2 separate regions of the Homo sapiens genome follow, and region 2 is linked to region 1. Evidence: read pairs that join two places in POLR2A ChIA-PET (ENCODE). Cell type or tissue: GM12878. All regions are shown on one strand. Each heading gives the region's core, and the rest is flanking DNA. Links, peaks and the distances in the headings are about the cores only. Region 1 has its middle 77 kb from the start of HLX-AS1. Region 2 overlaps LOC101929750 (a long non-coding RNA gene).

Region 1 (4,401 bases), core at 137-4,136:
ACTGCCAGCTATGGCCCTTTTTGGTATACCTATGGCCTGTCTTTGGGAGTGGGGTGAGATTAGTTGGCAACTGGTCGAAGAATAGGAGGGGGACGAGAGTGTGGGTTGTGGGAGGTGAATAATATGTAGAGGCCTGGTGGGGAGACGGTGGACCTCTAAATAGAAACACTGCCTCTTTCACATATTTCAGCTGTAGTAATTCATTTTTGGCTTCACATTTTTTCTTTATGTGTCTGTTTTGTGGCAGCTGGGGCCCCTGCAGCCTTTGATGGCTAATAACACAGTCCAGAGGTATGCAGTAAGTAATAGCAGACCGAGAGAGAACCTCCAGTGGGGAGCAGACAAGTACAAGATCACCCTTGACTCCCACCTGCTGAGGGTCCACCTGAGAATTGTAGCAGGCAGTTTCTGTGTTCTTGGGAAGAAGGTCTGTCCTTTCCAGGGGCGTGAATTCCACAGGAAGTTCTGGAAAACAGAGAAAGACTGAAGGAAGGGCAGTTTTGTAGAAATGACTGTTCTATGGGAGGAAGACACTGGGCTGAAGAGAAAAGGGGAGGTAGATGGGAAGCCATGTTCTTAAGAGCCTTGTAGACTAGGCCATGGGGTGAGTGGTGTAACAGTGTTAGGAAGGGTGGCCTGACGGACCCTCCCTGGAATCTCTGGGAGGTTAGGGGTTGATGGTGACGATGTTAGCAATGATATCACCATCACCACTGCCATCTCCATTGCTTATTGAGAATTCATATAGACCAGCTACTGTGATCAATGTTTTTATGTTCATGATCACATTTAATGCTTACATGGTTAAATGAATTGCCTAAAGTCACTAAACAGTGACAAAATCGCAGGTAAGGAAACATCTGGAACTCGAAATCATTTCTGACTGAGTCCACAACCCACATTTTGAACCACTATCATATAGAATTAATGTTTATTCTTTTTCTCTTCTTGATTGACCCTGACTTCCAAACAACAAGGTCTTGCTTTCTATCTGTAAAGCTCAGACCAAGCCCATCTTTCTGTGACCACCACATGTTAGCCTGTGATGTGGGCATTCCTCCCTTCTGGGAGTCCTGTACCAATCATTGTCCGTTTCAGTTATTTGGGGCACTCAGATGCTACATAGTATTACCCTTTAAAAAAAAGATAATGGAAAGGCAGAGTCAGAGAAAAAAGAGAGCAAGGAACCTGGAGTCCCAAGGACTGAATTTGGTTTCCAATTTAGACCCCTACTATTTTTAAAAACTCTGGCCTCCATTTCCACATGTATAAATCAGACATAACAGAAAAACCTACCTCATAGGGTTGCTATGAAATGAATGAGGAGGTTGTAGGGACAACCTTTTAAAACTAAAGAATGAGATACAGACACTGTTTGGTTATATATTGATGTTGGTTAAGCTAAAATGATGTATACCCTAAACCAAGTTTCATCCTCAGTCTTGGTTAGCTCCCACCCCCACTTCATGCCCTTCCATGCTTTCTGGATAACTATATTATAGTATCCCATACTATATTGTAACATGAATTGTGTAAACACAACTCATGTGTCATGTTTTTGCATCTCTGCCACCTAATGGTAATTGTCATGTGAATGAATATTTGTACATAAGAGAAACGTTTTGACTTTCTGAATGGTACAATAGGGCTAGCATAGCAGGGAGGGGGGACTTTCTAAACTTAGAATAGAAGAAAAAAGGGTTTTTTTTTTTTTTTTCTATTCTGGATGCTCTTTTACCAACTTACAGGCCAGGAACTGGAATAAGTCACCTAAGTTCCATTCCTGCTCTAGAATTTTATGAGGCCATGAAGTGTGTTGAGTAGCAAAACAGCTTAAAATATAAGAAATTCAACCCAAGTTATAAAATAGTCCCATTTGTATTTTACCAAAAGCTGGAACTATTTGTCCCTAGTTACTCATGTTTTATGTATTTTAAAAGATAAAACAGGGACAAAAACAAGTAGCAGCATCTGCTCTGCACATTTTTCTCTCTCTGACGTCCTCAGGATATTTTCTTCTCTGTTTTTTTTTTTTTTTTTTTTCAGATTACATACATCTGAGAATTAAAGGATAAATGCTTCATTTACTGCTAAATAGCTTTCTGGCCTGCCTGTGAATAAAGAGAGGTGGAAAAAATGAGAGAACAGGACCCTCAGCTTGTAGCCCTTGTGTTTCTGGTGGGGAACATGCAGAGAGCCAGCAGGCATGGGGACTAAGCTTCTTCCAAGCTAGACTTGTTGCATTCCAGCAACTTAGACACAATCACACCCACAGAAAACCGCCACAGTCCATGACTTGCTGTGTGTGCGTGTGTGTGTTAAAATGGGAGACTCATTCTTGAGCAATCTGAGAAGATGACTCAGGACAATAAGACACTGAACTAAGTGGCAGGACCATTTGGCTCAAAGAAACTAGAAAAGGGATCACTGAACAGGCTTAGAGAAACCAAGAGATTTGAAATGGCAGCTCCTTTTGATGAAACGTCCCACTGGCATGTTCAGGGTGTCATTGATTGGGGTGCTATTCCAGGCCTTTGATTATGTTCAGACCTTATCTGTGGTTTTTTTTTTTTTTTTTTTTTTTTGGTGATAAAGTCAATGTAAAATTTCTTCTGCCCCTGCTAGGTAGGGGTTATCATTGAGGGTCTACCAGGGTGAGTAGGAAAGCAGACAAGACCCTGCTCAGGATTCTGACCTGTGAGACTGTCTTTGGAGTGTGTTTTTGTCTATTTCACTCTGGCACCTCCCAACATGCTTCATGCTTTCCACTCTTAAAGCCTTTGTTTTGCTATTCCCAACTGGAATAATCTTCACAGTATTTCTCTCTATTAAGGCATACTCATTTGTTGGTATGAAACTAAAATACTATTCTTTCTTTGTCAGTTCAGGCTGCTAAAACAAAGTACATAGACTGGGTGGCTGATAAACAACACACATATATTTCTCTTGGTTCTGGAGGCTGGAAAGTCTGAAATCAAGGTGCCAGCATGGTCGTGTGCTGACGAGGATCCTTTTCTAGTTGCAGATGGTAGACTTCTTAGTGTCCTCACTTGGTGGAAAGAGGGTGAGAGAGCTGCTGGGTTTACTTTCACAAGGGCACTGGTCTCATGCTTGAGGGCCCCACCTTCGTGACCTAATTATCTCCCAAAGGATCCACCTCCTAATCACATTTTATTGGGGGTTAAGATTTTGACATATAAATTTTATGGGGACATAAATATTCAGGCCATTGTACACTTCCTCTGGAAGCTTTGCTGGAGCTCTCAGGCTGGAAGCTTTCTCTCCTCTGACCTTGCCCAGTACCTACAATCTCTATGATCCACTTGGCCTCACACATCTATGGCCTGGTGCCATTGGCATTTGTTTGCCAGATTTTCCTCTCCTCTTTGGTTCTAAGCCTTGGAGGGTAGTGTCTTGGGGTACCCTAAGGGTAGTCCTGGAGGGTAGGCATCTTATTCTTAACTCTTGACTGAATCTCACCTCAGTTTTATTCTTTATCATCTATCAGGTAGACTAACAGTAGTTTCTGCTAAAGTTTGAATGTATCCCCAAAGTTCATGTGTTAGAAACTCAATCCTCAATCCAACGGTGGAACTGTTGACTGAGAGGTGGGACTTTTAACAGATCATTAGGTCATAAGTGTTCTGCCCTCGTGAATGCCACTGTCATAGGAATGGGTTCCTGATATTTGTATTCCTGAAATATTGTATTTCTGAAATAGGGCAGGATGAGTTCTGCCCTATTTCCTCTCTTTCTTATGCACTCTTGTGCCCTTCTGCCTTTTGCTGTGGGATGATGCAGCAAGAAGACCTTCATCAGACTCGACCTCTTGATCTTGGACTTTGCAGACTCCAGAATGGTGAGCCAAATAAATTTCTGTTCATTATAAACAACCCAGTCTGTGGCATTGTGTGACAGCAGCACAAAATGGACTAAGACAATTTCCTAACTGGCTGTGTCTACCTCCAGTCTCCATGCCTGATCAATCCATGCACTGCACTGCCCCAAATAATTTTTCTATGATGCAGGTCTGATAATGACTTTCCCTTGTAAAGTACGTCAGTGGATTTTTGTTTAATTTTGGTAAAATTGTGACATATAAATCTCTCCTCAATTTGGCTTCTTCTAGCCTGTCTGGTCCCACTTCAATCCCTTCCTATCATCTAACTTTGCTGAATGACTTACTTTTTTCTGGGACATTCCATAATTTTTCTAATACCTTCGATTCAATCTCCCTGCCTGGAATGTCTTTCCCAGACTTGATTACCAGGAGAACTCCTATGACATATTTGAAGATTTTATTCAAATATTACTTCCTTGGGGAAGTCTTTTTCCTCTTAGCAAAGTTAATAATTGGCTTTGTACAGTATCATTTTATAAAACACATAGTATATGAAGATT
Region 2 (4,401 bases), core at 151-4,150, 110 kb after region 1:
GGCCTAGTTTCTGTCTAGTGTCCAGTCTTGGAAGCATCTGCTTTAAATTTCCTTTAAACAACTGTTATATGGAAATGACTTCCTTTCTTCTCTCTCCACTCCTCATCCTAAACTGAGCTGCCCGTCTACTTCTCACTGTAACAATCTTTGATGTCAGCTTATTTGTGGACCTCGCACACAGGAATGGGACAAGTCACCAGCTCAGAAGTCTCAGGACCAGCGACATCAAGAGCAGGAAGTGGCCAGTGCCTCAACTTCACTCCCCTCTCCCTCCTGGAACAGGCCCTCCATCACCGTAGATAATTCATGTCACTGAATGGAACATGTAAGCCATCTCACTTCTTTTTGTCTTCACAAATGCTTTAAACACAGGCTTGGAAAATCTGTGGGCTTCTCACACGTTCTCAGATATATTCCTTTGCACCTAACTGGAGTGAAATGATATGGTGCTCAGTGGAAGGAATCTGGTTGTGCCAGCAGAGGTTGGGGCTATGGAACCATGTAACTGGAAGCAAGCAGTGAAAGAAACCTGGAAACTCCTGTCACCCTGTGCCTCAGTGCAGGCTGGCTCAGCAGCATCAACTTAATGTTCTGTGTGGGATGCTAGCACATTTGTGTTTGGAGCCTGGTAATTAGATTGTGAGCAGGAGGCAAAATCCCAGCAATCTGGTGGCATGGACAAATCTTGGTGTCAGAAGGCATGGTGTGTTGAGGCTTAACAATCTCAGCTCTATTTTTGTCTATCACCCCTTTGATACATGTCAAAAAAAATCCCACCCACTAGTTCTCTTTCTCCTCTCCCCATCAAGATCAAGCACCATAGACAAATTAAATAATAACAATAATAGAACAGGAAAATAATACACCGATGATCAGACATCAAAATGAAATGCAGACCCTTAGAACAACTTTGCTTCGTGTACTTTTAATACATTTTATATGCCACACGGCAATTTACTGAGAGGTGGATTTTAACATACCACATATGCTATTGGCAAGATAAGAATTACTGAGTTGAATGTTGGTTCACTAAATATGCTGAAACCCTTTTACAGTGTAGACTCTGAGGAACAGCTAACACTCTCTTTATGGGCACATTGAAATGAATTGTGCTTTTACTGTATGTCATTGTTATGTTTCAGGGGACATGATTTCACCAGTAGCTTTGCCAAATTTTTGCAATAACATGATTCCACTGTATTTCTATTTTAGTACCACGATCTCATGCCTTGAAGTTTATTTGAAAAAAGAAAACAACATAAAAAAGAGTGAAGTTCAGCCAAATCCAGGTTATTCAGGATTTAAGTTATAATCCAGCATGAAGATTATCCTAAACTTTTGCTTCTCTTCCTCACCTTTAGTATTTTTCATCTTAAGTGGATGTTCCTGCTCAGTAGCATATTTCCCAGAAAGAATCAATGGGATTTAATTAATTTCTTGTGTGAAATGCTGCAGAGATACTTTTTGAGGGAGGGAGAGAGAGAGAGAATGAGAATGTATGTAGAGAGAGAGAGAAGAGAGAAATGGTTGGAAGCTTTTGGTAATATTTTCTGATATGTATAAACTTAAATTACCTAGAATTCATGAGCACTTCTGCTTGCTATCCATGTAGAAGAGATCATTAAGAGATTGCTGTATTTTATCCATAATGTACTTTTCTAACCTAAATTATTAGGAATAGGAATACCCCATCTGCATGCTATGAATAACACCATGTGTGGAGAATCTGCACAGATCCTGAGATAATTGTAGGGATGAAGCTGTCTAAGGAGAAATCCCAGGCCTTAGGAGAGTGTGAACCTTGTGGAAAGATGAACAAAAGGGGAAGAGCCCTATTTTGAATCAAGGAAATCTTAACTCATGAGAATAAAATTAGTGTGAGGAGCCAAATCCTGAACAATCTTTAGTTTCCTTATTTTCTCTCTGATGACACTGTAACTGTCTAACTAAAAAGGAGAGAATCAAGTTAAGGAGCAAAGTATTTGGTCAACCCTTTAAACTATTTGTCGACATCATTTTATAGGTCAGCATACTTGTTTGAATTTTCCATTTGTCTTTAGAATATCTACCTGGAGAGAAGTCGATATTTAACTAGAAGAGATGGACGCTGTTGGGCTAATACAAAAAGTTAAAAATTCAACCCATGAAACATTGGTTTTTATTTCATTAGCAATTTTGGTTTCATTTTTTTTACCCAAATTAGGCTGAAAAATGAAATCAAAATTGCTGGTGAAATGAAGCCATTTTATACAAATAGCACTTTGCATCCTCAAAAAGAGAGATTCCACAGAATGTTCTTGTACAAACACCTGTAGTTTGGGTCCATGTGGAATCTCTCTTTTTCAGGACACAAAGTGGTATTTGTATAAGAACATTCTGATTCTGGATCCACTAGCTGCAAGAAGACCTGATTGAACCAGTGCCTCCCGCTGTGGGTGAAAATCAGCCTGGCCTCTCCTGGGACACAGAGGGGACCAAACTGTCAGTCACTAGAATGATTTGTTCTCACTTTCCAGCTGGCTGGTTTGGTGCTGTTGTTGATGCTGCCACAGTCATTGTAGTGTAGGGTAGGTAACAGACTAGCCTTCCAAGCACCTAGCTTTCCACCTCCTTGCTGAGACTTTGGCTTGGTCTCCTAGAAATGGCTCCTTTTAACCCAATAAACAGGGAAGTGGGTGGGGGGATAGCTGTTTAAAAAGAGCACATTTTAATGGAAAAATGAGGTATTTTCCATTGTGGTAATGTGTCTTTTTTTTTCAATCATAAAATTGCTCAAAAGAGGAAGCAAAAAGAGGAACATGTATTCATTTGTTTCAACTTGAATTTGTGAAATGAGTTCTTAAGAAAGCTAGCAGGCATCTATTTCGAAGAATTATGACTCCTTTTCGACATGTAAATATCGTATCATTTCCACAGTATAATTATCTCCCATGATGATCTAAATTTATATGACTGTAGATTCCAAACGCAGTTATTGTGGAGTTTCAACAAGACCACATATGAGAAAGAAAGAGAGAAAATATCTGCATGTGTCAGTGTTCAAATGACACCATCAGAGACTGTTGAGAGTAAGACAAGACCTCTCCTTTGTGACCAGTTAACTGATACTAGACAAGTATTGTTCTAGCAGGTAAAATGACTCGAAGATATCTTCAAACTTTATATTTTTTAATAACCCCCATAATACAGAATTACCTATGGATGTACATGTTGGAGTACATTCACGTGAAAGTATAGAATCAGACATTATTCAGGCAGACTTTCCCTGTTCCAAATACTCCTTAATTGAGGAACTACCTTGACTACTAATTTTAAATCACAATAGTTCCATGCAGAAGGGAGAGCTAAGTTTTGGGTTACAAAATTTTGAAAACCACCATATAGAACCCACCTAAAATATCCAACCACCAACTTGCCACTGGCGATGGCTGAGAAAGCAGAAGGGAGGCAGATGTGGTTGTTGCCCAGTTGGAAATGATGATACTAATAAGACTTTAAGTGAAGTAAGCAGAAGGAGTTTGGGGCATTTGTTATGCTCTCCTTGAAGCTCTGTTCTGAGTCCTCCCAGACCTGGCTGGAGATTGATTTTCCTTCTGTGCTAGATATCCTACGTGAAAATAACCATGGCAGTATTAATAATAGCACTGTAGCAGCTGTTTGGAAAGTGAGCACCTTCCATACCTTAACTTTCTATTTTGCCTGGTAGATTGCACTCTTTTCCTTTTCACTAGCAGATAGTTCTCTGAGTACGAATCTAAAGAGAGGAGAGCCAAGGCTATCTATATTGCCTATGGTAAGACAGCATAGTGAGACATTTCCTTAAAAATCTGGGAATGACTGCAAATGGCATTGGGAATACAATCATGAGTTGGTTGCCCCTGATGGTAGTTCTTCAGGTTCATGCATAGGAAGCTCCAAGGGAAGGTTGACTCATTAGATGCACCAAAGGTTGGCTTACTCTAAAAATGAACATGTCATGAGCATGCACACAGGGTTAATAACATATATTGAGCTTTTCCTATATGCTAGATTCTTTTTTACCTTCTTATTAAATCCAAACAACAACGTCCCAGTGAAGATGTTGTTATCAACAAGAATATAAGCAGAATGAGTAGCAATTTGGGTTCACTTGTATACAATAAACACTTGGCACATTTGCTTTTCAAATGATTTAATAAATGTTAACCTTATGGATGAAGAAACAGAGTTTTGCAGAGATTGAATACTCTGCCAAATTCCCCCAGCCAGATAACGCCAGAACAGGGAAACAGGCCTGACGCTATGGGGAGATTTTGTTCCCTGCCAGAGGTTCAGCATACCCAAATCCCCTCCCTTGTGTGGGCCCTGGTTGGAGTTGGACACAAGAAAAATTTGCATGAGATATGGAAGGTAGAAGTGAAG

The links. Peaks named below come from ENCODE experiments on the same cell type or tissue, not always from the same donor. Only the 100,000 strongest peaks of a DNase experiment are listed, where the experiment ranks them.
Region 2: POLR2A ChIA-PET joins it to region 1 with 7 read pairs; 4 of 35 experiments call an interaction of 5 or more read pairs at or near these places.

What each region holds. Positions count from the first base shown.
Region 1 is chr1:220,955,113-220,959,513 of GRCh38, forward strand. No RefSeq gene overlaps it. Among named protein-coding and RNA genes, the nearest start is that of HLX-AS1, 77 kb to the left of the region's middle. In GM12878, for the core only: no CTCF peak of the experiment used is centred there; no DNase peak of the experiment used is centred there.
Region 2 is chr1:221,066,778-221,071,178 of GRCh38, forward strand. LOC101929750 (a long non-coding RNA gene) reads left to right here. Exons shown (of 7, transcript XR_001738479.2): 3 at 182-325. Among named protein-coding and RNA genes, the nearest start is that of HLX-AS1, 190 kb to the left of the region's middle. RefSeq lists a silencer at 2,367-2,416. In GM12878, for the core only: no CTCF peak of the experiment used is centred there; a DNase peak (open chromatin) is centred at 2,524; H3K4me3 peaks cover 446 bases; H3K27ac peaks cover 2,171 bases.